7 separate regions of the Homo sapiens genome follow, and regions 1, 2, 4, 5, 6 and 7 are each linked to region 3. A link is a loop called in an ENCODE intact Hi-C map of the cell type or tissue named here. Cell type or tissue: heart right ventricle. All regions are shown on one strand.

What was found. A loop is a pair of places that touch in the nucleus more often than their neighbours do. Peaks named below come from ENCODE experiments on the same cell type or tissue, not always from the same donor. Only the 100,000 strongest peaks of a DNase experiment are listed, where the experiment ranks them.
Region 1: a loop joins it to region 3, with 2.2 times the contacts of the local background. A loop is called at or near these places in 14 of 110 quality-filtered maps.
Region 2: it touches region 3 in a loop (2.1-fold over the local background); 30 of 110 quality-filtered maps call a loop at or near these places.
Region 4: it touches region 3 in a loop (2.7-fold over the local background); 23 of 110 quality-filtered maps call a loop at or near these places.
Region 5: a loop joins it to region 3, with 8 times the contacts of the local background. A loop is called at or near these places in 63 of 110 quality-filtered maps.
Region 6: it touches region 3 in a loop (5-fold over the local background); 30 of 110 quality-filtered maps call a loop at or near these places.
Region 7: it touches region 3 in a loop (4-fold over the local background); 27 of 110 quality-filtered maps call a loop at or near these places.

The regions. Positions count from the first base shown.
Region 1 is chr16:49,439,851-49,443,850 of GRCh38, reverse strand. All of the region lies in intron 2 of LOC105371244 (a long non-coding RNA gene), which reads left to right. Among named protein-coding and RNA genes, the nearest start is that of LINC02179, 24 kb to the left of the region's middle. RefSeq lists enhancers at 72-573, 2,095-2,374, 1,630-2,577. In heart right ventricle, CTCF peaks have their summits at 2,409 (motif pointing left) and 3,287 (motif pointing left); a DNase peak (open chromatin) is centred at 2,290; H3K4me3 peaks cover 416 bases; H3K27ac peaks cover 3,384 bases; H3K27me3 peaks cover 238 bases.
Region 2 is chr16:49,913,288-49,917,287 of GRCh38, reverse strand. No RefSeq gene overlaps it. Among named protein-coding and RNA genes, the nearest start is that of ZNF423, 59 kb to the right of the region's middle. In heart right ventricle, no CTCF peak of the experiment used is centred here; no DNase peak of the experiment used is centred here; H3K27me3 peaks cover 375 bases.
Region 3 is chr16:49,490,356-49,494,355 of GRCh38, reverse strand. It overlaps ZNF423 (zinc finger protein 423), which reads left to right. Exons shown (of 8, transcript NM_001379286.1): 8 at 3,052-4,000. The coding sequence ends at 3,081. Among named protein-coding and RNA genes, the nearest start is that of LINC02179, 26 kb to the right of the region's middle. RefSeq lists enhancers at 585-1,206, 1,207-1,830. In heart right ventricle, CTCF peaks have their summits at 1,784 and 1,988 (motif pointing left); DNase peaks (open chromatin) are centred at 1,939, 2,185 and 2,425; H3K4me3 peaks cover 1,269 bases; H3K27ac peaks cover 1,046 bases.
Region 4 is chr16:49,753,672-49,757,671 of GRCh38, reverse strand. All of the region lies in intron 2 of ZNF423 (zinc finger protein 423), which reads left to right. Among named protein-coding and RNA genes, the nearest start is that of ZNF423, 100 kb to the left of the region's middle. RefSeq lists enhancers at 2,403-3,061, 3,062-3,720. In heart right ventricle, a CTCF peak has its summit at 2,222; DNase peaks (open chromatin) are centred at 2,418, 2,646 and 2,890; H3K4me3 peaks cover 1,286 bases; H3K27ac peaks cover 2,509 bases; H3K27me3 peaks cover 759 bases.
Region 5 is chr16:49,591,466-49,595,465 of GRCh38, reverse strand. All of the region lies in intron 5 of ZNF423 (zinc finger protein 423), which reads left to right. Among named protein-coding and RNA genes, the nearest start is that of LINC02179, 130 kb to the right of the region's middle. In heart right ventricle, CTCF peaks have their summits at 2,164 and 2,374 (motif pointing right); a DNase peak (open chromatin) is centred at 2,525; H3K27ac peaks cover 447 bases; H3K27me3 peaks cover 542 bases.
Region 6 is chr16:49,919,564-49,923,563 of GRCh38, reverse strand. No RefSeq gene overlaps it. Among named protein-coding and RNA genes, the nearest start is that of ZNF423, 65 kb to the right of the region's middle. RefSeq lists a silencer at 367-550 and an enhancer at 1,227-1,958. In heart right ventricle, a CTCF peak has its summit at 1,518 (motif pointing right); a DNase peak (open chromatin) is centred at 1,583; H3K27me3 peaks cover 829 bases.
Region 7 is chr16:49,874,775-49,878,774 of GRCh38, reverse strand. No RefSeq gene overlaps it. Among named protein-coding and RNA genes, the nearest start is that of ZNF423, 21 kb to the right of the region's middle. RefSeq lists a silencer at 1,859-2,018. In heart right ventricle, CTCF peaks have their summits at 1,716 and 1,922 (motif pointing right); a DNase peak (open chromatin) is centred at 1,944; H3K4me3 peaks cover 956 bases; H3K27me3 peaks cover 1,414 bases.

The DNA.
Region 1 (4,000 bases), 51 kb after region 3:
ACAGGTGTGACAGATGCCCTGGATTGCATGGAGCTGGCTGTGCCTGTGCACACACACCCGTCTGCACCCCGTCCTCCCCTCCCTACACCTCCCTGTCTTCCCGGCTAGCTCAGGTGTGGTGCATCTGTGGCCCATTGGCAGCTCTCTTGCCCGCAGTGCACAGGGAGCTGTCAGGTTAAAAGCTGGCTTGCTCGATTTGATCCCACATGCGAGCTGTTTTATTTCCCTCTCTCTCCCTTACACGGCTTCGGTGTGCTTTTATAAATATTTCACTAGCCTTGCTAAAGTCTATTTCATCTCTCTCTTAAATTTATTAAATATAAATGCAGCAACAACTCTACCATAAGTCTCTCTTTGCTGTCAAAATCTCAGGCTCCCATGGAAGTAAATATAATTTGCTTTGTTTACCGTAGGTAACTTGGAGCCCTATCTGCTATCTCAACACCCCCTAAGCACCCCCAAATCTCCCTGTTTTTGTTAGCAGGGGTCTGTCTCATCCCAATGTAGTGCACGGGGACACGGGTCACGCTTTGAAGAGGGCGTGACAAAGGGGCTGTTCTCCGACACTCGCATGGCAGGGAATTTCTTGGTCCGCTGGTCCCTCAATGACACAATCAATGAGTAAAGGGGGATACCTTTACTCATCACCTCAGACCTGAGCACGCCCTGGGCCCCATTTGGGCAGAGCTTTGCTCTTTGCTTTTCTTTTAAAGTAAAGGGCCCATCTGCTGCAGCTAGTGACCTGGCCAAAAAAGACACAGACTGCTGTGAAATGATTGAGGGCAGTGACTCCCCTCCCACCCCAGGAGCCAGAGCCGACAGAGCCAAGAGCAAGGCAGGAATTCAGGTCCCCAAAAGCAAGCCAGAAGCACCACCTCCAAGCGCCCTGCCACTTCCTTTGTTCTTTGTTAATTGCAAAATAAACACAACCCTGCCCACCGACTGTGGAGAAAGATTTCTGCCAACTGGGGGACCCGGCAGGTAGTGGGCAGGCATTTGCCCTCCATCAACCACATGTGATTTCCTGGAGGAGAAGGGGCAGTAGAGAAGGGGCAGAGTGGCAGGGCTGGGATGGACCTAGCTTAGGGCTTGTAGGTCAGGGAAGTGAGGGAAGTGGATGTCAAGATGGAAGACACAGGCACGCTTTGTTTGCATCTGAAATCAGTGAGAATAGCTTTCTCTTCCACAAAGAACTGGATCTCTTTCACCCAGGTGAAAGGTGCTATTTCTAGCTCTTATTTCTTAATGAAAATGGCCCTCTCAGTCTGTCCTGTTTTTCTCTACTTTTGGTGGTGACATTGGAGCAGAACGATGGCATTTCCGCTTTCTATAAGAAAGAGGGCCAGGCTTGTCTAAGAACCCCCACCCCTAACTCCTAGCCTGGCATCTTCCATTAAACTTGCAGAGATGAAACAGGTGACTGACATCTTGGGCTGGGGGGACAGACGTTTAGAATTAGCTCCTGGATGCATCCAGGAATTCAGATCTGTGCTAAAACTCTCTATAGCTCCAGAAGACTGGCTTTTACAGTGGCTGTGCCCTGGAGTCTCAGAGACTGTCCTGCAGATTCAGGAAGAGAGGTGTTGTACGGACTTGCAGATTTTCTGTCTCACCGTCCCATTTAGACACAGGAAGACAAGAGAAAGTTACCTCTAGGAGGTGAAAGGAGTAAGTTTTTTGGGGGGGTCAACTGAAGATCTGTGTGAGAACCTTTTCCACACTACAACAATAGACTAAAAAAAATTGACTCAGCTTACATAGAATGCAATTGTTTTGTACAATTATTTTGCTTAAAAAGTGAAAAGGGTTTTAGAATTGTGGTTTTGAACTTGTTAGTAATTTTGATTTTTCAGTTTTATTCTTGTATTTTACAGTCACAATTATTATTATTTTTTTCTTTTTAGATCTCAAGCATGTTTAATGGCCCCCGAAAAGAATCTATAGACCCCACACTGTTTATGGGGTAAATCAAGCCTCTGGGTCTGGGATGGAAGAACCAGAGTGTGGGGTTTCAGAGAAGGGTAGTGGGGAAGAAGCCACTTGCTCTGGAGCAAGTGATCATTGGGCCTTCCCTGGGATGGCCCCAGGGAGCACGCCTCTGGCCGACCTCCACCGGCCTGCCAACCCAGGCTGCGGGGGCGGCTGCGAGTCCCCCGAAGGTAAATGACGCGGCATCAGCGGGGTCCCTGTGTCAACTGCATGATGGCTTTCAGGCCTGGGGCTGGTGGCTTCCTGTCTCACCGCTGAGAGCGAGGCTATTTCAGGATCTCGCTGCTTCCGTCTGTTCCGGGGAGGGCAGGATGGAGGGCGGGCAGTGGAGAGGAGGCGGAGGCCCGGGTCTACATCTACCAGGTGTTTCAGAGGCAAACTTTCTTTTTCCTCCTGTTTCTGCTGCCCACTGCTGGTGGAATGGGTTTGTCAAGTTGGCATTACTTTCTTTGAAATGCTTTTTATTCACTGCTTTTGGAGTAAAAAACAAAACTCAGTCATATCCCTACTCAAGGCTTGGATAATTGCCCAATACAGCAACATCTTCTGTAGTAAAATTTACCTTCAAAAATCCTGTGAATCATTAGGACCTGATGGGTTCTGAGAATTTCACTTATTTTGTTTGTTTGTTTGTCTCTTGGGCATTTTAGCTGTGCCTTCCCTGTCCCTGGGGCGATGGGGATGAGGGAACAGTGACAGGGTCAATAAATGCGCCTCTGCCTGCCTATTTCTCTCTCCTTCTCTTTGTCTGCACTCACTTAGCTGAATTTGGGTAAGATGGTTGTTTGTGGGAGCCAACCCCATTGTACTTCTGCACAGTACGTTTACTGCTGTCAGAACACTCTCACACGCACACGCACCAAGCCATTGTTTGGGGAAACTTCCCTGGCAGGTCGAAGGAATGGAATTGCTGTCTCCATTTCCCATCTCAGGACGCTGAGGCTGGGAGAAGGGGACCGGCCTGTGCGGGTTGCAGGATGCGTGGCTGGGGTTTGAAGCAGCGTCCCCACCCCCGTGCGTGGGCTGTTGCCATTGCCCCACGTTTCTCACGTTTCCCCTTGGCCTTACTTGAGATTCCCTGTTCCCTGTGGAGGGGCCTAGGAAGGGCCCCTGATTGACTTTTGGCCCCAAACCGTGACTCTCTCTCAGAGGTGGCTCAGGGAACTTTAATGATTTAGGGCAGCGCTGCTTAGCCAGGGGCAATTTTGTTTCTCAGGGGACATTTGGCAGTGTCTAGAAACATTTTTGGTTTTCACAATTGGGGGTTGCTACTGGCATCTAGTGGGTAGAGGCTGTTAAACACCCTGTAGCCCAGAGGACAGGCCCCTCCTGCCCTGCAACAAACAATTATCCGGCCCAGAATGTCAACAGTGCCAAGGGTGAGAAGCTCTGGTTTAGGGGAGTGAACTCCAGGTGGTTAGGAACTATCGCCACATATTTCTTGCCTTCTTCTAAGCTCTCGGTCCATGATGTTCAGCAAGGAGTCACTGAGCACCTCCCACACGCATGGCACACTCCCATCTAGGCTGCCTGCCTGTGCCATCTCCTTACACTCTCAAAGGCATGGTAAAGTGGGTGAATCTCTCCATAGGACTCATGAGAACATGAGGGTTTAGAGGGTGTCACCGTTGGGTGTCCTGGGAGGTAGGCTCTGGGGTGGATATTTGTATGCAGAACCAGCCTCTGTAGGGAGAGAGGGACTCAGGATGGGGCAGAGAAGGAGATGGGCGGTGATGCAGTCATAGCAAAGGCCTCTGTTGATCCCCTGGGAGCCCTGGCACTGCTGTGATCATTCAGAGATGTTCCAAATTGGGGTGAAGAATCCAGGCTTTTCTACCGGCCCCCAACATTGACCATTAGATGTGGCCACCCCAGGGTGGGGGGTGTCAGTGTGTGAAGTGTCTCTTGGCTGAGGGTAAGGCTCTGAGATGGGCTCAGCCAGGAGCAGAGCCACCAGCATGCCTAAGCAGCTGTTCCCAGGAGGCTTTTGGGGATTTGGGCAGAGCTCGGT
Region 2 (4,000 bases), 420 kb before region 3:
TCATAGTAGCTCCTCAGTACATGTGTGGATATTTTCTTTTAGGTCTTTGCTCTCTTTCAGTTGTAGTGAAGTTGTCTCAGTGTGGACCTTTCCATGGCCTCCATAGGCAGATGGGAGCCCTGTCAGTCATTTGGAAAAGCCCTTGGTCAGTCCCAGGCCCACACACTCACTGGGCCCCTCACACTCACTGGGCACCTCACACTCAGAGCCTTTCTGGAATCCTGAATCTGGGTCCATTCCAGGCCTGCTCAAAGAGCATCCAGACACGGGTGGTGAGCATCATGCTGGAGTCTATGGCTGATAAAGAGATCACTGAGCAGCCCATTCATATTGTGTGTCATCCAAAGGAAAATCAACTTTAAACATCAGATAAAATATGACAGGCGTTTTAAGAATGTATTTTCCAAGCAATGCACTGCGATGGGAACAGGGCTGGTGGGCAAGTTGAGGCTGCGCTGCTGAGACATGCAGTGAGGCCTGCTGCAGACACTTTAGTGGGTCCACTGTCTCTGGTTCAGCATTGCAGCCTTGTGGATGCCTAGACTGGAGGGGGCCTTCAGGCCAGGCTGCTGGCAGCTGGGGAAACAGGCTAGTGGGGGTATCACACTTGAGGGTAACTGCCACACTGATGCTGGAACCCCTTCCTGATGGAGAACCAGGAGGCTGCTGGTCAGTCCTGGCTAGAATCTTCCTGGGGACCCTGGGTCTGTCACTCTGCTTCTCTGGGACTCGGCCTTCTTTTCTTTGAAATGGGGATAACCATACCCACTGTATTAGGCTGTTCTTACATCGCTCGAAAGCAATACCTGGGGCTGGGTGATTTATAAAGACAAGTAGTTTACTTGGCTCATGCTTCCGCAGGTTATACAGGAAGCATGGCACTGGCATCTGCTTGGCTTCCGGGGAGGCCTTGGGCAGCTTCTACTCCTGGTGGAAGCGGGAGCAGGCTGTTACGTGGCAGAGTGGGAACAAGGAGGGTGGGGAGGTGCCATACACTTTTGAACAACCAGACCTTGTGAAAACTCGTGATCACGAGGACAGCACCAAGCCACGAGGGATTCACCCCCGTGACCCAAACACCTCCCACCAGCCCCACCTCCAACACTGAGGGTTACATTTCAACATGAGGTTCAGGTGGGACCAATATCCAAACCCTATCACCCACCCACAGGGAGGGATAAACAACATTAGCAGGGGTTAAAGCACTTGGATTTTTTTAGAGGCAAGGTCTCACTGTCTTGTCCAAGTTGGAGTGCAGTGGCGCAATCATAGCTCACTGCAGTCTCAGACTTCTGGGCATAAGCAACCCTCCTGCCTCAGCCTCCTGAGTAGCTGGGACTACAGGCAAGTGCCACTGTGTGTGGCGACTTTTTAATTTTTTTTTTTTTTTTTTTTTGTAGAGTTAGGGTCTGACTATATTGCCCAGGCTGGTCTCGAACTTCTTGCCTCAAGTGATCCTCTTCCCTTGACCTCCCAAAGTGCTGGGATTACAGACCTGTGCCACCCTGCCCAGCCTTAAAACACTTTGAAAACAAGTTTATTATTTAAACAGGCAAAAGTCCCAAAAGAAAAAAATTTTCAAGCCATGCAAAAGGCTCTAAGATACAGAGTAAGTTTCCCTGCTGCCTTTGGACACTGGCTTCTCCCTCCCGCCCCACAGAACGCGTCCCTCCAGAGATGTTGCTCCCATGCACGTGCACACGTGTACACACTGTCCTGGACTTGGCTTTTTCATGAGAGCCTATATATACCTTGGAGCTTTCCATGTCAGTTTAGAGAGCGTGGTCTCGTCCTTTTCAGTGGCTGCTGTGGATTCTGCCATGTGGCTGTCCGGTGCTCTGTTAGCAGTCGCCTACCTACCGGCATTTGAGTGCTGAAATCTAAGCTGCAGTGAATAGCCTGGTTCGTGTGTGCAAAAGCTTTGAAGAGTGGGAAGCACCCTGTAACTTAAGAGGTTTTGTTGGGAACCTGAGCAAAGGGTGGGGGAAAGGCTGGGACTCGTAGCCAGTAGGTTCAGGATTTGGCTTTGCTGACTATTCACAAATCTTCTTCAACCCAAACCTGATTTTGTACCTGTCCATGATGTGAGCTGAACCACATACAAAGATGAGTTTTACAGGCATCCAGCCCTTCCTTACCCTGGAGGAACATCTGTAAGGACTCTGTCATCATGCTGAGTTGAAGAGACTTCTGAATCCAAGGGTCTGCCTGAGGGAGAGCAGGTCGGGGGTGCTGGACCCTAAAGAGCCTCGCATGCCTTGAGATTCTTGTGCATTTGGAAATTCTTGATGTCATAGATACCCGAGGAGGCTTTCCAGTTTGTAAAGCTCCCCCAGGGTCTCTGCCCCACCACTCCCTCCTCTGCTGGGACAGATGCTGTCCCTCAAGCTACAGACCTGCCCCTATCAGCCAAGGCCAGGCAGTTCCTGGTTCCTCCCTGCCCGCCCGCCCCTCCCCCCACCTCTTCTGCAGATGATTGACAGTGAGGTGTTCATCTGCTCAAAGTAGACCTGCTTCACTGGTGGGAGTGTGGCCTCACCCATGGCCCCTGTTGGATAAACTGCAATAGGACTCCACGAGACCATCACCATGCAGGAGCCCTCCCCACTAGGCACTGGGAGAAAGTTGGGAAAATATTCTAGTATGGTTTCTAGTCCCCATGAAGAACTAGTAAAGGCCTCTTTCAAGGGATAAGACTAATATTTGATGGACTTACAGGCTAGCTGAATGCTAGCCACATAATCGTAGAATCTGCTATGCTGTTTTCACGTCTATTTTCTCATTTCACGCAGGGAAGTAGGTAGAGCAGGTATTATCTCCATTTGACAGATGGGGGAACTAAGTCTCCAAGATACTATGTGGGGGACAGGCTGTTGGTTGCCTGTCCCACAGCCATTCCTCCATCCCTCACACACAGACCCTTCTTCATCCCCATTTTGCTTGTCTTTCTTCTTCCCAGGGGCCTGTTCTTCTTCCCAGGGAGAGTGGGCCACTCCACAGCCCAGGATGTGATTTTTGACTGATCAAGCCCTGTTGACCTCTTCTTGCCAAGGACAGATAAACAGAGCATGAGATCTGGTGCTGGCTGAGAAGTCGGCTGGGTACTGGCGGGGGGGTTTCCCTCGCTCTGATAAAAGGACCCAAGTTAAGAATACTCCCTTTCATTTTTTGCCTTTGATCGTTGTTGGCTACATGTGATTTCTAGAACTACTGTAGCCATCTTGGAGTCAGGAGGAGAGTTAGTGCAAGTTGTTGTGCTAAGGATGTGTATCTGTTATCTATGGCCACGATAATACTGTGGACAAGCAACCTCAAAACTCGAAAGGCATTCAGCAAGAAATATTTATTGCCCACATGACTGGAGTCAGCTGATCTATTAGGTTGGTGCAAAAGTCATTGCGGGTTTTGCCACTACTTTTTTCACCAACCAAATAGCTTGCCTCAGATGTGTCCTTTGTGTCTCTCATCCTGCAGCAGGTTCTCAGAGAAATGGCAGAGGTGCAAAGGACAAGCTCTAGCACGCATCAGGCCCATTTCAAACCTCTACCTGCATCCGTGTGCTAGAATGCATGGGTCAAAGTCAAGGGACTGGGGCTGATGGGTACCCAGGGATGTGGTTCCTGCATGAATTTGGGGGCAGGGATGAAAAATGGGGGCCATTGCTCTAACCTACCACAGAGGGCAGGGCAGAAAGATCAAAGGAATCTGCTCCCTGATAATATGATTGACTTACTGAATTAATGAAGCCTGGAGCTGCCCTACCTTGAAGCCATTGGTTATTCAAGAATAAAGCTGGGTGCAATGGCTCATGCTTATAATCCCAGCATTTTGGGAGGCCAAGGCAGGAGGATCATTTGAGGATTCACAAGTCTGAGACCAGCCTGAGCAACAAGCAAGACCCTGCCTCTGTAAAAAAATAAAAATAAAACAATTAGCCAGGTGTGGTGGCACATGTCTGTAGTCCAGCTACTGGTGAGGCTGAGGCAGGAGGATGGCTTGA
Region 3 (4,000 bases):
TCTGCTGTGACATCCTGGGCTTTTGTTCCTGTCACAAAACTTCAGGGAAGGAAGTTTTATCCTTCTGTCTCAGAACCCTCTAGGAGGAAGTTCTTTCTTGAGTGTAACCTCAGAGCCCCCTGCTACTGCTATTTAAGTGGGCAGGCACACTGTGGCTTTTCCTGGGGAATGGCATAGGCATTCTGGAGTTTTCCTCACCAGTGGTCCCAGGTGTGGGTTCCAGCCTTCATCATGTCTGCACCAGCAGTGCCCTGGTGAGCCAGTGTGGGCCATGTGTGTCACACTGAGCCTGTTCTTGGCATCCTGGCAACAGGCTGCTTCATTCTCCAGAGATCCCAGACACCCCCTGTGCCCATGTTGGTAGTGGGTGGTCCTTGGGGATTTTGTGGAGATCGAATATCATGTCTGGTTTTCTGTGGCCTGTGGAACAAAGTCCATGTTTGTTGGTACTCAAGGCCTCCACTGTCCGTAGGCCATGTGCCCACCAGCCTTCCTGTGACTTCTGTGCTGGGACCTGTGCCTGCATCGCCACTTGGATTCTAGGCTCCACACCTCCGTCTCTGCTATTCTTTCCTCTTGGAATGCCCTCTCCCCTTTCCACATATCCACATCCTATCCATACATTCATTCGTTTTCTTTCCATTGACTCATTCACAAATACTGCCTGAGTGTCTACTTTGTGCCAGGCCCTAGGAACCATAATTTGAGGACAAGAAAGAGCTGTCCATGTCTCCCTTCCTCATGTCCCCTCTCTTCCTCCTCCCTGTCCTCCCCCTAATAAAGAATGACCCACCCACACCAAGATAGCAGGGGTTTTTGACTGGCGGTTGGCAGGGTGTGAAAGTGCAGACCTCCAAGTTGCTCCTGGGCAGCTGTGCCTGCTGGGGATTGGAGGCCCAGGCGTATGGTCAGGACAGTGCATGCCCAGCCCTGGGTCCTGAGAAAGGAGGTGCCGCCACCCTGTGTGCAGCTCAGCAAAGGAGGTCAGTCTAGCTCATGAGAGGTGCGTGGCTGTGTGGGAGGTGGGCTGCAGGTGCCTGGAGAGGTCTGCAGGGATGGGAAGTGATCCATGTGCCTAGAGGACTCAAAGAGCAGCTTGGTTGGGAGGGAGGAGAAGGGAGGCGGGAACTGAGTCAGCAGAGGCTTGAAGGTAGCAGGAGGATGGCTGTGTAGAGTGTGGATTCGGCTCCCCACAGGACTAGCTGGCTGTCCCTGCACAAGTACAGGGAGAGGTGCCACGGCTGGAGGGTGCGGGTTCCCATGGAAACCGCCTGCATCCCATCTGTGGCCTCAGACAACCTGCCTGGTGCCTCTGGGTCCCTGACGCCCCCGACCGAGGTGTCAGGCCCGGCCGGCAGAGGTGGCACTGTGTCTGGTGCAGAATGCGGGTGATTTGCAGACTGCGGTGCCCATGGGGTGCAGGCCCTGGGAAGCCTGGCTCCCCTGAAAATCCCCTTGCTCTAGTGGATTCCAGCCATCTGGTTCAGTGCCCGGTGCTTCCAACCTGGGTGACCTTGGGCCTGTAATTTTTGCCTTCCTAGGCCTCGGTGTCTTCATCTTAAGAAGTCCCACCTCGCAAGGCTGTTGTGAGGATTGAAAGAGCGGTGCCTGCCACGGCACAGAGCACGCATGCCCACCAAGCCCCGGCCGTGCGCCTGCTCCGCCCGCATGAGCACGAGGCTGTCGCTTGGCGCTGTGGGCATCTGCTGGGAGGCAGGCGCGGGCTGCCTCTTCCCGGCCGGGAGCTCGCAGGAAGGGTCGGTGACATTACCACGGGGGCCGCAGCCTTCGCAGTGCCCGTCACGGGAAGGGACTGCGCGGGGCCCTGCTCCAGGGAGCAGGAGTGGCCCGTCTCGGCCCCGGCCCCGGCCCCGGCCCCGGCCTCGGCCTCCGGGCGAGGCTACTGGCATCACCTGGTCGCCCTCGCCGCGGACCCGAGCCCAGGAGAGACGCGGTGCCTCTGCTGACCCCTGGCGGTCAGCGGCACAGCTGCAGGAGTCGCCGGGCCCTGGGGGGCGCCCAGAAGGAGCCTCTCCCGGGGATCTAGGGTCCTGTGCGGCCCCAAACAGGGCCACCCTACACCTGGTGGATGTTGCCTCCTTTCTCCAGGTGTCATGAGGTGGAGCACCACCTGAGGCTTTGATGAAATGGGTCTGAATTTGGAACACGAACCACTGAAAAGAAACAAAAAGACGGCTTTCAGATGCCAAATCCCACCCCCAGTCCCAGGCCGCTGGCTCCTGTGAAACAGATCAACCCTGCTGGCCCCCTCTGGCTGGCAGGGGGAGGAAATGCCATTGACTGTAATGAGAGGGAAACATTTGGCCACAGGGTCCCACCTGGGCCCTGGATTCCTAGGTGCATTCGGCCAAACTGCACTGAGTCCCTGTCTCTGGTTGGGCCATTGCCATGTGACCAAGCAGGCAGGCTCCCGGAGCCCAGCAGCAGAGGCTCCTCCCGCGTCTTCCTGCCGGGTGACCTGTCCCCTGCCTGGGCCGCAGGCACCACGGCCGCCCACTGCCTCAGCACGCCTGTGCCCGCTCGGGTGTTTCTTGGCCGGAGAGCTGCACAGCACATCTGCTGTCTCCCTCTGCTAGGCTCGGAGCAGCCACGGGGAAGACTGAGAGGGGGATGCGAGGGCAGCCTGCAGGCGATCAGAGTTTCCTCCTCTTCATTAGAGGAAAAGGGAGATGGAGAGGTGAACAGGGATGTTTTTAATTCCTGCCTCCTCCCCGGCATTTCCCCTTTCCCTCCACCTAGCCAGTCCCCCCGGTAAGACCTGAATGGTCTTTAAAAAAAAAAAAAAAAAAAAAGCCAAAAAACAACATATAGGGAGTCCAAGTTGGCAGTAACAGGAACCTATCCCCAAGCCCCAAATCAACGTGGCGTCTTGGCAGCTGCGTCCCTGGAGCACTTTTTCCTTGTTGCATTTTGTTTTGTTATAATCGAGACGCTTTTCTGCGGCTCCCGGCGTAAATGCACTGAGTGGGAGGGACGAGCATGCTCTCCATTCTTCTCCTTCATGTGTGTCTCCTTTCTTCGCCTTTGCAGAACCACACGATGAGCCAGCACGCACAGTGAGGGATCGCTCAACAGGACACCTCTCCGCAGAAGGCTTGCCGGAGACGCCGTGGGGAGGGCCATTTGAACATTACATCCAATCAAAGTGTCATTTGCAACCCAGATGTAAAACTCTAATGATTTGGCCATGAGGCGCTGCTATTATAAGCAGCTGGAAATGAATATTAATGGCAGAGATTAAAAGTATTCCATGCTCAGTATTTTTTATTGTCCTGCTACAGCTAGTGTGCTTTTAGACTTTCCGCCGCAGACTACATTTCTAGAGTTAGAGAAACCTGCTTTTTAAGGCTATTGTCCTTTGTTCCTTCATGTATTATATTGATAGTTTTTAAAAAAGAATTAGTGTGATTTTTTTTCTTTGCTTCTTTTTTTTCTTTCTTGTTTTTCTTCCCCCCCACCCCCCACCCCCTTCGGTTAACTACTTTTTAATTGCAATTCTAGGTAATTGTGCATCGTGATGTGATTGCTTGGCTATTGTCTGAATATTTCCTTTTAATTTTTTAATTAAAGACTAATGCTTTGATTGGATTTGCCAGTTCACCGGACAGTGATTAAAACTATGTAATGAATATAATCGGTTTCAGTGCAACTGGATGGTCTGCTTTTAAATGTGACTTAATCTGACTGCAGTAACTAGTACAGTTCAATAAAGGGAATCCATGCGATTAGCATCCGGCTGCCTGGTTCTCTCCTCCCCAGCCTAGGGCCGCGTGGGGGGCTGTCAGCTCCTGTAAGGTGTGTTCCCCTACAAGTTCCTGTGGGCTTGCACACGCCCTTGGGGACCTGCACACAATAGACCCTGCTCCCCTTGGAAAAGAATCGTAGTAACCTAATGCATGCAGACTGGACAGGCTGGCAGTGGCCACAGGAGTCAAAGCAGAAGACCCCTTAATGATGGAATACCCTGATCTTCCCACTC
Region 4 (4,000 bases), 260 kb before region 3:
CTCACCCCACCCAAGGGGGATTTGGAGGCAGGTGGTCACGTGTCTGGCTTGGTTTGGGTGTCCACAATAGCCTGAGGGATGTGTTGAATTTTAGAAGTTACTGACAGGTGAGTTCTATGGGAGAGGGCTATGGTGATTTTCAAATGCTGGGTCAACAGCATTCTGCAGTCCTCACCATGCAGGTGCTCCTCATGTCCTGGAAACTTAACTTCAAGCAGGTGGCTGATCAAGCCTTGCTGTTGGTAGGAGCAGGGGGCTGGCCTCCTTATTCACCTAATCTTCTCTACATGGGAACAGGATAGTGGTTTTATGACTCATTACTGAAGGCTCCCTTTGTTAGAAGTTCAGACTGTAGGAGATGTCGGTGTAGCCAGTTTTAAGCTGAGTCAGGAAGAGCATCACGAACCTATGGAATCTCCAATAGCACATGGAAACAGGAAAAAATGAGAATGGAAATTCTTGGCCTCATTTATAAATAAGCGTTGATTAAAAGTCTATTTTTTTGTCTTTGTTGTGGAGGACACAGGAGTGTTGGATTCAGTCCCAACATTGCACAGCGTAATGGAAAAGAAATAACTGTCATTGTGCATCGTGACAAGTAATTTATAAGAAAAACAAAAACACTTGCACAGGGCCAGTTGTCTATTGTGTGTTGGTGACACAAAATGGGACTTCTCACTATAGTTAGGTGGGGTTTCTGTCTTTTGGCAGGACTTTGGCTTTTAAAAGTGCCACACACTCTAGAAGAAAACAAGGAATTATGCAGCCATGTGGACATGGGTTCTGAGGCCTGTTCATGTCTGCCCCTCCCCGCGCATGCTGGCTTCCCCCCGCCATCTCGCAATGGACTTGTCCTCAGGGGTGCTCACAAGTGTCCGAACTCATCATGGGTGCTTCCCCCTGTTCTCAGCCCACCCATGACCCGTGCCTTTTTGCCCGTGTGCCCTGGGAGGTGGTGATGGTTGCCACCTCCTCCTTTCCATGCAGGTGAGAGCTGGGCTGGATGAGGTGGTCTCTTAGGTCCCTTCCAACTTGAAGCTTCCCTGGGTCCAAGCTTAAGGGATGGGCAGGGACCTTTCGAGACACGCATTTGGTGGGAAGATGCCCCTGAAAGGTGCCATGGAGTCATCTGTGGCAGTCCGGGTGCTCTTTGTCTAGGCCAGTGTTGGAACTCCGGGGAGGGGTCCAATTCCGTATCAGTGTGGCGGGGACTGGCCTTCCAAAAGGCTGTTTTCCAAGCGCTTGATGTTCATGCTGTTTTCATTCTAAGATGTGTATTTTGTCATTGCCTAACATTTCTGAAATTGGGAAGCATTTTAATGTCTGTATGTGTGTTTAATAAAATGACAGTCCCTCCAAAGAGAGAGCTGTCATTAAGATAGTGGTGGGCCACACACTTAGAGCCTCTTAGACCTCACAGGCTGTCGTAACTGGTGATAGGCGGCCTGGGCTGATGCAGGCTGCCCCCAGGATTCAAAACAGCAAGTCCGTTTTGAAAACCCTTGTCTCTGAAACCTTCCAGTCATCTCTGTGGGCTGTCATCTAATTTTGCTTAAACACTGCATTTGCCTCCCCTCCCTCACTCACAAACCTCCAGTGGCTCCCTATTTCTTCTACCTGAACCTTGGACTCAGCCTGGCTTTCAGTCTGGCCCCTGCATCATTCTTTCTGCCTCAATCAGCCACTCACCCAGTTCCTTTCCAGTAGGAAGATTTCATGATCTCCTCCGAGGCAGGGCCGTCTCTGACTCCACCGGGTCCCTAGCACAGGGTCTTCGGGTGGCAGGCATTCCGGCAACACTTGTTGGCTGATGCATTGATGTGGCTGCAGCTCAGACCTGAAGTCCTTTGGGCATTTTATTACCATCAGCATCTGGGCAGTGTAACTCGAGGATTAACAGAGTTATAGGAGAAAACTCCACTCTAAGAATGGCTAATTATTATTATTTTTTAACCAACTACAATTTACAGAGGGTTCGTAGAGGCACAAAAGAGCACACACCCTGTAAACGAGGGTTAATGAGAAAGCTTCCCGATAGCTTGTGCTTCATCAGCAACAGAACAGCGTGTAAATAAATCTAATTTCTCTCCAACTCAACTCGTCACAGGCTTAATTACCGCAGCCACAATGTGTGCATGTGTGTGTTTTTTTCATTAGCGAAAGAGGGTCATTATTAGCCATGTCTGGTAAGAATTATGATGAAGAGCCTGGCTTACCCTCGATAGGTGTCCTCAGAGAGCAGAAATGAACTTTCCTTGTGAACTAAAGAGTTCCCAATTAAGGTGGTTTGGAGGAAGCAGGAAGCGGCAAGCAGATTAGAAAAAGATTACAGAAACGGGAAAGCGGGCGAGGAGGCGGGAGGGTTCTGGTGGGCTCGGTTAATGACCGAGGGAGGAAGGTTTTCTTCTGGGGGCTGTGCCCTCTTTTCCCGCCTGCTTTGTTATTTGCTTGCCCAGAAATCCTGGGGGCTCCGAGACCCCTCCTGGGGTCCTGTCTTGCATTCTGGCTCCAGAGAGCTGAAAATGAGACTTGCACTTGTGGGGGGACAGGGCTTGACCGCTCCCAGCCACCTCTTTTCGATGGCTTTTCACACCTCCCTCCCCTCCTGCTGAGGAGGGAGGCAGGGGAGAGCGTGCCGCTGCCACCGCGGAAGATAGCCGCACCGGCGGACTGTTGCAGTGAGTGTATTGTTCTAGAAAGAAATAGCTGAAAACCCTGAGTCAGAAATTAGTTAACACAAAGGAAGTTGAACCCTACAGGCCAAGTTCCAATTGTCTGCAGGAAGTGCCCTGCCCAGGGGGCCCTTTGAGGGAGGATTTAAGTCCATTCTGCCTGGCACTCTGTACACAATGTTGGCAAAAAAAGTTTTTTCTTTCCTTCCGACCCCAGGCCCGCAAGCCCCCCATAATGATTGCTTTCCTCATTAAGCAGTGCAGGAGGCCGCACTTTGAGGTGCAAATACATCTCTAGTGATTGAGAAATGCAGGCGGCTTCTCCGGCTTGGTGCACATGTGTTACGGCTGCTGAGACGCTGTCTGTCCCTGAGGCAGCCCGAGCTGCCCCTCCATCCCTTGCACTGGGCATAGGGCAGACCTGACAGCTTTCATAGTGGAAGAGGACCTGGAAGCCTCTTCTGGGTCTGAGGGTCCCTAGCATGTCTTCTTCTAGGTCCTGCTTGGATGCCTCCAGGGATGGGAGTCTCATCTCATTCCAAAGCAGCTTGATCCCTATTGGCAGCCCTGATGATCACATTTACTGAGCACTTACTGAGTGCCTATAATTACTTAATTAAACAAACATTATTGAGAATCTCTTCTGGACCAGGCACTGTGCTAGGCATCGGGGATTAATCAATGACCCTGGATGGAGGTTTCCTGCCCTCTTGGAGCTTACGCCAGATTGAATGCAGGAGGGAACTGATAAATGCAATGATGAATGCTTTGAAAACTAAAAGTGTGTAGAGAGAGGGCAGGTTAGGTGGGGGCAATGCCACTGCCTTGCTCAACAAGGAGGAGTTACTAAAGCCAAACTTCTCCCCGTTTCTTTATGAAACCCCACCTGACCTGGCCTTGGGTTGGGGCCTTTGCATAAACAAACTATTCTTCCTCCACCTTTTAATGCCTGGCTTTTTTTTTTTTTTTTGACGGAGTCTTGCTCTTGTCGCCCAGGCTGGAGTGTAGTGGCGCAATCTCAGCTCTCTGCACCCTTCTCCTCCCGTGTTCAAGTGATTCTCCTGCCTCAGCCTCTGGAGTAGCTGGGATTACAGGCGCCCGCCACCATTCCCAGCTAATTTTTGTACTTTTAGTAGAGACGGGGTTTTGCCATGTTGGCCAGGCTGGTCTCGAACTCCTGACCTCAGGTGATCCGCCCGCCTTGGCCTCCCAAAGTGCTGGGATTACAGGCATGAACCACCATGCCCAGCCAAATGCCTGGCTTCCTCGTGCCATTCAAGTGTTTGCTCAAATGTCCTTTCTCCAGAGAGGCCTTTTTTGATAGCCAG
Region 5 (4,000 bases), 100 kb before region 3:
TCAGGCTAAGCTGGTCTGTGGCTGGGAAGGCAGGAAGATGCTAGTGAGTGCGCCTGGGAATTTAAGTTCAGGCAGGATCAGGGGCTGTTTGGAGGGCAGTTTAGCCCTGGGGTTTCTGGAAAGATTTGACCTTGATTTTCAGCCTCTGTCTGTAGCCACTGAAGTATGTCCAGGGACAATGTCCCAGTGTGGGTTTACCACATGTGAGCTCCATCTGGAGCTGGGAGTGGCAGGGAAACCCTAACTTCTTGAGCCCCTCTTTTGTACTGTCCTCATTGGGGAGGAAAACCAACAGGAGGGGACACAAGAGAGACCCCCCCACCCCCACCTCAGCAGCACTCCCTGCCCTCCCGCCTTTAGCTGTGACGCAGATCGTGCTGTTGGGGTCACCCGGGTGTTCAGGGTGAAAATGGCCAAGGTGGTGGGGTGGAGAGGAATTTAAGGACCAAAACAAGAAAGAGGATGCCAAGGAGTTCTGAAAGAGCCTGGCTGGGCCTTGTCTGTGTTTTGGGAGCAACTGACCAAGGTCCAGTTTTGTAAGAACCAGCCTCCTTCCGCCCTCTTGCTCTCCCAAGACATCTGCGTTGACAGCCCTGTGTGTGCCTGTCGTAGCTCCTGAGGGTATGTCTGTGAGCCTGAGTGGTGGCCTCTGTGTATCATGTTGTTCTTGCTGCTGTTGGCCGTGTGTGCTCTAATTTGTGTTATATTTGCGCCTGTCCATCTGCATCCCCGTGAGTTTGTTTCGAGTCTTCTGTTTATGGGTTTAGATGTCTTTGTGCCTGTGGGTGTTTTTTTGGGCTAACACATTGGATGCTTCTTTCTGTGCTTTGTGTTTGTCTTTGAGTGTGTTTGTGGTCTTATGTGTTTAATGCTTTGTATTTGGATCTGTGGGTTTATCTGTGTTTTTGTGTCTATCTTGGAGTGTATGTCTCTATATTCCTGTCTGTGTGTTGTGTGTATGTTGGGTGTGACAGTGAACCCCTCTTCTGTATGCCTGTGTTTTTCTGTTTGTGTCAGTATGCACTTGTGTGTGTGTGTCTGTGTGAGAGAGGTAAGCATTCCCTCTGTTGAGAGAGGCCTGGGGGCTTCCCAGCTTGGAGGCAGCTGGCTGTGTTACCGCAAGGGTGTGGCCATCTCTTTCCACCAAACTTTCTGATGGAAGGAGAGGAGAGAGGAGGCAGGGAAGAGATTCCAGAGGGGCCAGAGGGGATGGCGCATGGGAGGGAAGTGTGGAATTTTTAATAAAGAGAGAGACAACTGAACCAGGGTCTAACACCCTGCACAATCTGGAAGGGAACATTTACTGCTCTGGGTTCTTAATCCAGATATGTCCCCACTTCTGTTTACCCCCCAGCTGAAAGGCAGGCAGCTGGGGGGCTGAGGGGAGGGGATGGTTCTCAAGGACTCGCTTTGCACTGCTAGTTTTTGAGTTCTATCCTGACTTGGTCCATCCCCAGTAATCTAGGACAACATTTCCTCCTGTTCTCCTGCAGGGGACAGGAAGCTGCCTCTGGGGAACCTGCGGGTTCCATGGGGGGCCAGGAGGAGCCTCTTACAGATAGAGATTTCTGCTGCCTTCTGAGCCCCTGGCAGAGTTCTTGGTCTTCTCTTCAGTAGTGTGTTGCCTCCGCGGCCCCCTCTCCCCAACCTTGTGCTTTCCTAAATAAGCTTTACTCACTTTGCAAAGGAAGTGGATTTCTTCCAGGTCCCACACCAGCGGTGCTGGTCTTGGGGGCTTCTCGGAGATCTAAGGCCATTCTCCCTTCTCTGTGAGCAGGCTTGGGGCTTGGGTGTTTCATGTATACAGATGGAGAAACAAAGGCACGGAGGGCATATGGCTTGGTTGCAGGCAGAGAGTCAGGGTAGAGTTTGGAAGTTGACCTGTGGGAGGTGCTACAATCCCACCAGAAAGAGATCTCTGCAAACCCTGTCCGCCAGACTTCAGAGAGGGTTCTGGCGGGAGAGGCAGGGGTGAGACCTCTAAGGGACAAGAGTGAGGTCTGTGAATGGCAGAGAAATTTTTTTTTTTTTGAGACAAGGTCTTACTCTGTCACCCAGACTGGAGTGCAGTGGCATGATCATAGCTCACTGCAGCCTTGACCTCCCAGGCTCCAGCAATCCTTCCACCTCAGCCTCCTGAGTAGCTGGGACCACAGGCACGTGCCACCACCCCTGGCTAATTTTTAAATTTTTTTTGTAGAGACAGGATCTTGCTATGTTGCCCAGGCTGGTCTTGAACTCTTGGCTTCTTGTGATCCTCCCAAAGCACTGAGATTACAGGCATGAGCCACCACGCAGAGCCCAGAGGTTTGGCTCTTTGGGGTGGGGATGAGTTTGGGGTCAGAGCTGGATTGCTGTGGATAGCAGTCACCACCAGGGGTCCCCCTTCTCTTCACTCCCCCATACAACCTTTCCTCCAAATCCATCTTGATCAGGTATTTGAAGGATTTTGGTTTGGGGAGGGTGAGCTGATGACTGCACCTGGATGACTGACCCTTCTCCAGACCCACAACCGCACGAAAGCTGTCTCTCCACACCTTGCTAACATATCTTCTTCCCTGTTTATGGATGGCAGTGAGAAGTTGAGCCTGTGAATCTGGGCATCGCAGAGTGAAGACTGATCTGTTAGAAATGGATCTAAAATGAGCAAGGAGCATGTGGGGAGGGGAGGCGAGGGGATAGCCCTCAGGTCCGCCGGTTCTGGCAGAGGTGGGGGCATCACACACCTTTGCTGAGTGGGTTTGAGTTTCCTGCCTGCTTTGTCTTTTGTGTAACTATTCTCTGGTTGCACGTGGCTGACTCCCGGCTGGTGTGGGTGACGAGGATAGGCTTTACAGCGATGCCCTGGCACACAGAGCTGTCTTATTCACGTTTTGGTTCATGGCTTATGGCCCAGGCCAGGGAAAAAGAATTCACTCCTGCAAGTGACTTCTGCAAAAGAATTCTGTCACTGTGTTTTAGGGGAGCCTGCATTAAGAAGACTCTGGGGTCGAATAGGTCCCAAACTGCATTTTATGCTTTATTTGTTGAGTAGATGATGATGTGGTGGTTGTTATCAATTTTCCTAATTGGCTGTGTTCCTTATAATTTCAGCTGAACTGCCCCTCCTGTTTTTAAAAAAGCTGTGTTTTAAAAAACTCAAATAATACACTTTCCTTACAAGAAAAAAAATGCTGATAAACAGAAGAAAGAGATAGAAATCACCCTTAATCTCACCTCCCAGGGAAAACTGCTGTTAACAATTTGATGTTTACCTTTCCCAATTCTGTGTGTTCACACATGCATAGATACAGTTTTAAAAAGCATTTTGTTGTAGTTTGATATTTATACAGAAAAGTAGACATATCAATAAATAGAAATTAAAAGCAACTGCAAAAACCTCAATTACTTTTACACCAACCTAATGTAATAACCCTTTATTGATGCATTACATACAGAAAAGCTTACTTGTCATAAGCAGCAGATAGCTTGCTGAATTTTCCCAGACCAAACCCAGGTAAGCACTACATCATGACACAGTGTGACCCACACCCCAGAAGTTCACCTCCTGCACCTTCCTGTCCCAGCCCCCAGAGGACCACAACCCTGACTTCTAACAGCAAAGACAGTGGTGCCTGTTTTTTTTTCCTGTGTAGAAATGGAATCACTGCCTACTCTTTTGCATACTCATGTTTGGTTTCCAGCAGAGTTTTAATGTCTGTACTGTTTTTGCACACTTGTGTTTGGTTTCCAATGCAGTTTTAATGCCCATACTGTTTAGTTTCCAGTGGAGTTATAATGCACAGACTTTTGCACACTTGTGTTTGGTTTCCAGTGCAGTTATAATGCCCATACTATTTTTACACATTTGTGTTTAGTTTGCAGTGGACTTACAATGTCCATACTATTTTTGCACACTTGGCTTGGCTTCCAGTGGAGTTATAATGCCCTATTTTTGCACACTTGTGTTTAGTTGCAGTGGACTTATAATGCCCATACTATTTTAGCATACTTGGTTTGG
Region 6 (4,000 bases), 430 kb before region 3:
TCCCCTACAGGCCTGGGCACCCTACCTGGCACTTGCCCGGTGCTCTGTGAACTGAATGGGAAAAGGAAAGCAGACCAAGTCACCTGGAAAGCAGGCATGGGACGAGGAAAGATCAGTGGTCTTGGAATCCAAAAGTAAAGGGCGGCATCGTGGCACTGCAGCTCTCCGGCTATTTGCTTGGGCAAATCCTGGCTTTCATCTCCAGCTGCCTCGTCCATGGCAGAGAGATCGTGGGTCTAACCCTCGTTGTGTCACAGTGAAAGCATGCTCAGGGCCAGCATGTGGAGCTCTCACAGAGGTTGCTCCTATTCCCTGGGCTTTCGCCCAGAGCTGCGTGCTTTACACTTGCAATCCCCTCCAAACCTCCCTGCTACTGGATCCGGAAGGCTCCATTTTACAGATGAGCAAACTAGACGCAGTGAGGTTGAGTCAGTTGCTCAATGCCACACAGCTGGTCATCGAAGAAGGCTGCCCTTGAGCCCAGATCTGCTCACCCCAGAGCCCTGGGTCCTAGCTTTTAGGCTCTGGTCTCTCTGAGGCTGGAAGGGCTTCCCTGAGCAGTGGCCAAGCCAAGAGGTGGCTTAGGGGAACAGTTTTGTTGTGGTTGTAGAGTCAGGGTCTCCCTGTGTTACCCAGGCTGGTGTCAAGCTTCTGGGCAAGTGATCCTCCCACCTCGGCCTCTTAAAGTGCTGGGATTACAAGTGTGAGCCACCACACCTGGCTGGCCTAGGAAAACTTAAACCCATCTCACATCTCCCCCAGCCCCTCCAACCCCTGAGTGAAATTTATGGTTCAGGTAAAGACGGTGTGCCTGTTCTTCAGCTTCAAGACAAGCCCTCAGCCCCTGCTCCTAAGGCAGACTGCCAATCTCCTAGCCTGTCCAGCCTGCCCCTACTCAGTGAGCTGATGAGACAAGGAGTGGGGCTGGGATCCTCTGAGCCAGACCACACTTGAAGCTTCCGGAGAGCCAACACAGGGAGATTCTGTCCTGGGCTCCAGGCCTTTCTGAGACAAAGCCCCTCCATCTACATGTCTCAGTTGGTGCCTGGTCCTGGGCGGCATGCAAGGCCAGGCTGTTTCCAGTTTTGAGTGTTCCTATGTGGTAAAAATGAAGAAGCATCAACACAAATTTCCACCTTTGTAGTGTACTTACATAAATAGCTTTCACAGATTAATGCTTCTAACACACAAATGGTGTGATTTAACTATGCCAGGGTACTTAGCATATTATTTTTTAAATTGATTTATAGGTCACTGAAGGGAGGCTGGCCTGGCAATGGACCGCAAGATTCAAGGTGGAGAATGTCCCTCGTTTCCATCCTGTTTCTGTGACTTGTATATGACAGTATTTAGGGAAGGTGAAAGGCATACCTTTGTGGCTCCTGTCCTGATAAGGTGGGCAACCAATTGCCACAGTCAGGGTTGGGGAGGGGCACAGGGAGGTGGTGGAGCCCTGCACCTTCACCCCATTACCTGTGCTGGAGTTCCTGCCATCGGAGGCTTCCTGAGAATTTCCAGCCACCAGAAGGGGGCAGACGGTGACTTCTGAAGCTGGGACACAATGGGTCTGTGAGGAGGCAGGCAAGAGGGGGTGGAGGCGCCAGGCTGAAACCACCACCTCCACCACCTTGGGACAAGCTGGGCCCCCATCAGCTGGGCTTGGCTCTCCGGAAGCTTCAGGTGTGGGCTAGCTCAGAGGATCCCAGGCCCACTGCTTGTCTAGTCAGGTCACCAGATTGGGGAGGGCTTGACAGGCTAGGGGGCTGGCAGTCTGCCTTAGGAGCAGGGGCTGGGGCTGGTTTTGAAGCTGAAGAACAGGCACATTGTCTTTACCTGGACCATACATTTAACTAGGGGGTTGGAGGGGGCTGGTGGAGATTTGAGGTGGGTTTAAGTTTTCTGAAGCCAGCCAGGTGCAGTGGCTCACACCTGTAATCCCAGCACTTTGGGAGGCTGAGGTGGAAGGATCGCTTGAGCCCAGGAGTTTGAGACCAGCCTGGGCAACACAGGGAGACTCTGTCTCTACAACAACAAAAACGTTCCCCTAAGCCACCCCTTGGCTTGGCCACTGCTCAGGGAAGTCCTTCCAGCCTCAGAAACCCCCAGAGCTGCCGAATCGTCCCGCATGGAAGACAGACACAGATGCAAGTGTCTAAATGCCTTTGTGCATCCTGGTTCCAGGTGGGAGGCGCTGGGAGATGGGGGCCTCTCACTTAGAAACTGCCTCCCCTCCCAAACCTGGACACATGGCCCACTGCTACACACCACCACCACCAGTGTTGGCTGTCGCAGGACGCCGAGGGCCTGTGGTATGTCTGGAGCTTCCTCGTGGACAGGCCTTTCAGCAGTGTGCCATGATGGGCCCAGTCCCTGTTGAAATTGAGTCCTTTGTGGATTTCCTAAGCTACAAAGCAACCCCAGCCCTGGGATATCTCAAAGAGAATTTTTAAATGACATGAGCTGGACATGCAACCACAAGGTGTCTGCCCAGATTAAGGCGAACTCCAGCATGGGCCTTTGAAGGGCACTCGATTTCCCAGGGTGAAGATGGATTTCCACAACAGAATTCACAAAAGCCTCCCCAGCCCACACTCGTCCACTGGGACAGGGCTCACTGTCCCTGGGGGCTGCGGGGAAGGTTCCAGGATAGCAGGTATTTTTCACATCCCACCATACACTGCTGCCCAGGCAGTGGTACCAGCACCAGAGTCCCCGGACCTGTGTCTGCCCTAAGTGTCCTGCCTCCATGCTGTCCCTTCTCAGCACAAGACCCACTGTGTGTCTAGCCCCCCACCCCACTGGTTACATATCCATGGCTCCTGCAGCCTCAGAGCAAAATCCAGACGTTTATTGTGTTTCTGTGTGGCCTCCAGCCTCTCCACTTCCTCCCTCCACACACAACCAGCCACCTGGATGTCCAGTCTCTGGAGCCCTGGGCTTGCCCTGGGACCGTCCCACATTGCCATACTCTGTCTGGACTCTCTTGCCCCACTCTATGCAGCTAACTCCTCTTCATCCTTCGAGAGTCAGCTAAAATGTGGCCTATTGCAACAGGACTTCCCTGCCTACCAGGACCCTCGGTCCTGTCCTTCTGCTCAGTGCTGTCACAGATCTCATCATCACTTATTTATGTCACTACAGTCACAAGCCCAGCTCAGTGCCCAGCACATAGTAGGTGTTCAACAAACATGTGTTATGTGAACTCAGGAGCCCCTCATATGTGTCTGCTCCCTCCGGCAGAGGCCTACCTTGAGCGGGGCTTTGACCCTAAATCCAAGGGTATCCAAGAGGGACATCTGAGCCAACCTTGGGTCTCCATCTGCCCATGACTCCCCACCCCCCTTCCCTCCCCTGAAATGCACTTTCTTCATTCACTACAGATCTAGAACCTCCTGCAGGAACTGAGCTGAGCTGGCTAGCTGCAAGCTTCTAGGCAGGGAACAGGCATGGCCAGTCTGGAGGCTGCCTGAGAGACTGGGGCTTTGCTTCTCAGGCCTCACCTGCACCACCCTCCTTAGCTCACTCTCTGAAGCCCACCTTCCTGGAAAAGCAGGAGCCCCAGCCCCACCATTCCACTAAGCTCCCACCTCCAGCCTCTTGCTGGAAGTCTCTTGGCCAGAAGGAAAATGTCCCTTCACCTAGACAAGGCCCAGGTCCCTCTATGAGGGCTTTGGACTTGGCAGACAGCATTGGGTGCATCAGTCACCATTCAGACTGGCTTTCTGAGCCACACACAGTGCTCAGACCTGAGGGACACCATGAGGAATAAATATGGCCCCTGCTTCCCCAGCCCCAGGCCTATCCCAAGAGCTCTCATCCTTTCTGTTCAGGAAAGACTTTTGAACACATTTTAGTGGCTCATGAGAAGGGATTGAAGGACCCTAAGTCAGGAAGAATGACATATCACTGGCAGAAGAGGATGACAGAGCCTACTAGAAGCCCACTCTTATGCTCTCTGCTCTGCTTTGGAAGCAGGACAGAGGACAGGCACCCCAGGAGT
Region 7 (4,000 bases), 380 kb before region 3:
ATGATAGACTGGATTAAGAAAATGTGGCACATATACACCATGGAATACTATGCAGCCATAAAAAAGGATGAGTTCATGTCCTTTGCAGGGACATGGATGAAGCTGGAAGCCATCATTCTGAGCAAATTATCGCAAGGACAGAAAACCAAACACCGCATGTTCTCACTCATAGGTGGGAATTGAACAATGAGAACACCTGGACACAGGGTGGGGAACACCATCCACTGGGGCCTGTCGTGGGTTGGGGGAGGGGGGAGGGATAGCATTAGGAGATATACCTAATGTAAATGACTAGCTAATGGGTGCAGCACACCAACATGGCACATGTATACATATGTAATAAACCTGCACGTACCCCAGAACTTAGAGAATAAAAAAAAAAAAGAAATTTCCTGACTTTTACCTGCTAGTAATGAATTCACAATTTTATGAACTACTCTGGGGATTTAAGGATATGTGCCAGTAAGCCAGGCTGGGCCCAGGGACCACCGCTTGCTAACTCCAGACTGGAACATTTCTGCCTGACATTCAGTACTGTGGTTCTCACCAGGGGTACACATTGTAATTACCTGGGGATTAGGGGAAAAAAAAAAGCTAACTCTCCACTTCCCCCCAGAATGCTGACTTACTGGCCAGGGGTGGAGCATCTTGAGGAACTTGAGGCGCAGCTGAAGGGCTGAATCCTGGGCTGGCTGGGTGGCTGGGTGGCTGGGGTAGGTTCCGTCACTGAGCCTTGTCTTAGCTATCTGAGCAGTGGGGCAGTGGGCATATAGGCAGCATTCTCTTAGGTAAAGGGCTTGGCACATTAAAAAGGTGCCCAGTGAAGTGAGGATGGAAAAGCAATTGGAAGCTGCTTTTGACTTAGATGCTTGAACCTGGCTTTGGAAAACAAACCCTTTGGCTTTCAGGACTGAGACAGTGGAAAGTTTCCCCAGGTTGGGGGCTGGAGCATGTGAGTCTGGGCGCCACCTCTGCCTCTGGCCAGCTGTGAGGTTTAATGTTCTCTGCTCTGAGTCTCAGCATCACCTGCTTTCTTGAACATCATATTGGCTGGGCCTGTCTTCACTGTGAATGCCCAATATTCACCCCAATTTATTTGAGGGGAGGCACTGACTCAAGGCGAAGCTTCTACCTGTGTTTCCCTGGGAAACCCCCAGGCAGCCTGAGAGAGTAGGTATAATTGGCCCATTTGACAGATGGTGCTCCCTCAGGGAGACACAGTCTGAGAGGAGCCCAGCTCATTTTGGAACCCAGGACCTAGGTGTATCTGACTCCCAAGATTAGAGCAGGGGATGCCTTCAGGGGCTGGGTGAGCGACTGAAAGAAGGGCTGGGTTTACAGCGGGGTGTTTGGGGAGTGATGTGGTGACCTAAAGAGCCCAGGCTCCAGCTACAAAGACTGGGACTCATGTTAAAAAACAAAAAACAAAACAGGCCAGGTGCGGTGGCTCATGCCTGTAATCCCAACACTTTGGGAGGCCGAGGTGGGAGGATCGCTTGAGCTCAGGAGTTCAAGACCAGCCTGGGCAACATAGGGAGACCCTGCCTGTAAAACAAACAAACAAACAAAAAACCCAAAAAACAAAACACAAACAAACAAACAAACAAACAAAAAAACGCCGGGCGTGATGGCGTGCGCCTGTAATCCCAGCTACTCAGGAGGCTGAGGTGGGAGGATGGCTTGAGGCAGGGAAGTCAAGGCTGCAGTCAGCTGTGTTTGTGCCACTGCACTGCAGCCTGGGCGGCAGAGTGAGACCCTGTCTCCAAAAAGAAAAAACAAAGTTCTACACAAGTATGCTGGCCAGTGAGAACCCTGGGGCCCCCGGTTTGCGAGCCCCTACTGGGCCTGCGCAGTTTGCGGGGCTTTGGGTTCTCGGATCCCGGCTGGAGAGGATCTCCAAGGCCTGCGGGGCCCATGCCCAGGCCTGGCGGCAGGGGGCGCCCGAGCTCCCGCGCTGACCGCTGGTCCTCCCGGCCCTCTCAGACGCCTCCCGGGGCGGGTCTCCAGCTGCTTGCCCTGGGAACAACCCTAGCCAGCCGTTCCCGCCCCTCGCCCGCCACGCCGCACCCTGACCCTTAAGCGGCCCCCGCCCAGCTCCCTCCTGTGTCCCTGCCCCCTCCCGCCCCCTGGGCTGGCCCCTCGACCCTCTGATCTCACTCCTGCCTCCCGCCGCTCGGTCCTCCCCTACTCGGCCAGCTGGGCGGCTCCTCAGTTGGGGACCGGGGCCTCGGAGCCCCCGGCCTCGGGCCTGCGCCCTGTTCTTCCAGCTTGGGGGCTCCCTCTTCTCTCGCCCTCCTCCCCTCTCCTTCCTCCCACCCCCGCTGCGACGGCTTCCTTCTCCTCCCACCCCCCGTGGCTCTGGAATTCCTGGGGGAGCCTACTCCCCCAGCCCGGGCTGCACCCGAGCGTGCAACAAGTCCCGCCGAGCGTGCGAGCACGCAGATGAACACGCGGTTCGCGGGCAGCCGCGGCTGCGTGGACCCAGCTGGATGTTTCAGCGTGCACAAGTGCGTGTTTCTGCATCCAACTCTGCTTAGACACTGGTGTGTAATTTTTTGTGCACACACATTCAGTGACTCTTGGGGAAAGTTTTCTGAAAATCCCGGGCTGGCATTAAATATAAAAAGGCTTTGTTTAATGCCAGAGGCATTTTCCCCCGTGTTCTGGAAGTCGAGAAGCGTTCACCTGCTTCCCCCTTCCCCTCTTAAAGACCCGGAGGCCTTGCTAGCATTGGGAGAGAGGGGAGAATAGAGGGAGGTACACCAAAGAAGTGGTTCTTTTAGAGTCCACCTCCCCGTGCCTGTACCACAGCCCTACCCACAAAAGGCTTTCTCAGGCCCTGGAAACCTCCCTAGTCTTTGTCTCTTTCCTGGGCTGTTTAGCTTTGAATCTTCTTCCTCAAATATCTGGGTGTGTTACAATGATGCCGACATCATTCTGGTTTTGGAATTCAAGTTGTAGCTTAGCCAGCATGTGGAAGGCTGTGGAGCAGGGTGTTTGGAGGGCACTGTAGGGAAGGTGGGCAAGGCAAGGAAACTGAGAGCAGGGGGGCAGAGTGGCCCAGGGAAGGGGTGTCCTCTCCTTGAGCTGACCACTGTGAAGTGGGTCATATGTCTTATAAGGCTGTTTGCGTCTATTTCTTTTATTGTACATTTAGTGCCTCGGAGTATCTGGGCATAATAGATATTAAACAAAGACAGCTGGACTGGGCGTGGTGGCTCACGCCTGTAATCTCAGCACTTTGGGAGCCCGAGGTGGGCAAATCACGAGGTCAGTTCGAGAGTAGCCTGGCCAACATAGTGAAACCCTGTTTCTACTAAAAATACAAAAATTAGCCGGGCGTGGTGGTACGTGCCTGTAGTCCCAGCTACTCTGGAGACTGAGGGAGGAGAATCACTTGAACCTGGGAGGCGGAGGTTGTGGTGAGCCAAGATCGCGCCACTGCGCTCCAGCCTGGGCAACAGAGCAAGACTCCATCTCAAAAAAAAAAAAAAAAAAAAAAACCAAAGAAACAAAGACAGCTGTTTATGATTTTGTTGGATTTTTTTGGAGGCAAAGGTATAGAATAGTGTATAAAACCATACACTTTGGATCTGGATGCAAATCCTGGCCCCACAATTTTCTAATAATATAACTTTATGTCAATTTCTGTGTGCCTCTTGCCTTCTCTGTAAAGTGGGGCCAGCAATGATTGCACGCCTCCCAGGGTTTGTGTAAGGATTGAATGAGTCAATTTACATAAGCACTGGAACAGTACCTGGCACATATAAGTGCTGTGTAAGTTTCAGTTTTTATTATCCCTCTAGAACAGAGGTTGGCACCACCTGTTTTTATACAGCCCTCCCTTGAGCTAAGAGTGCTTTACAAATTTTTAATGGTTGGGGAAGAGAAAAAGAAACACTCATATTTCAGGACACATGAACATTACACAGAATTCAAATTTCAGTGTCCATAAATAAAGTTTTATTGGAACACAGCCACACCCATGCATGGGTGTTTT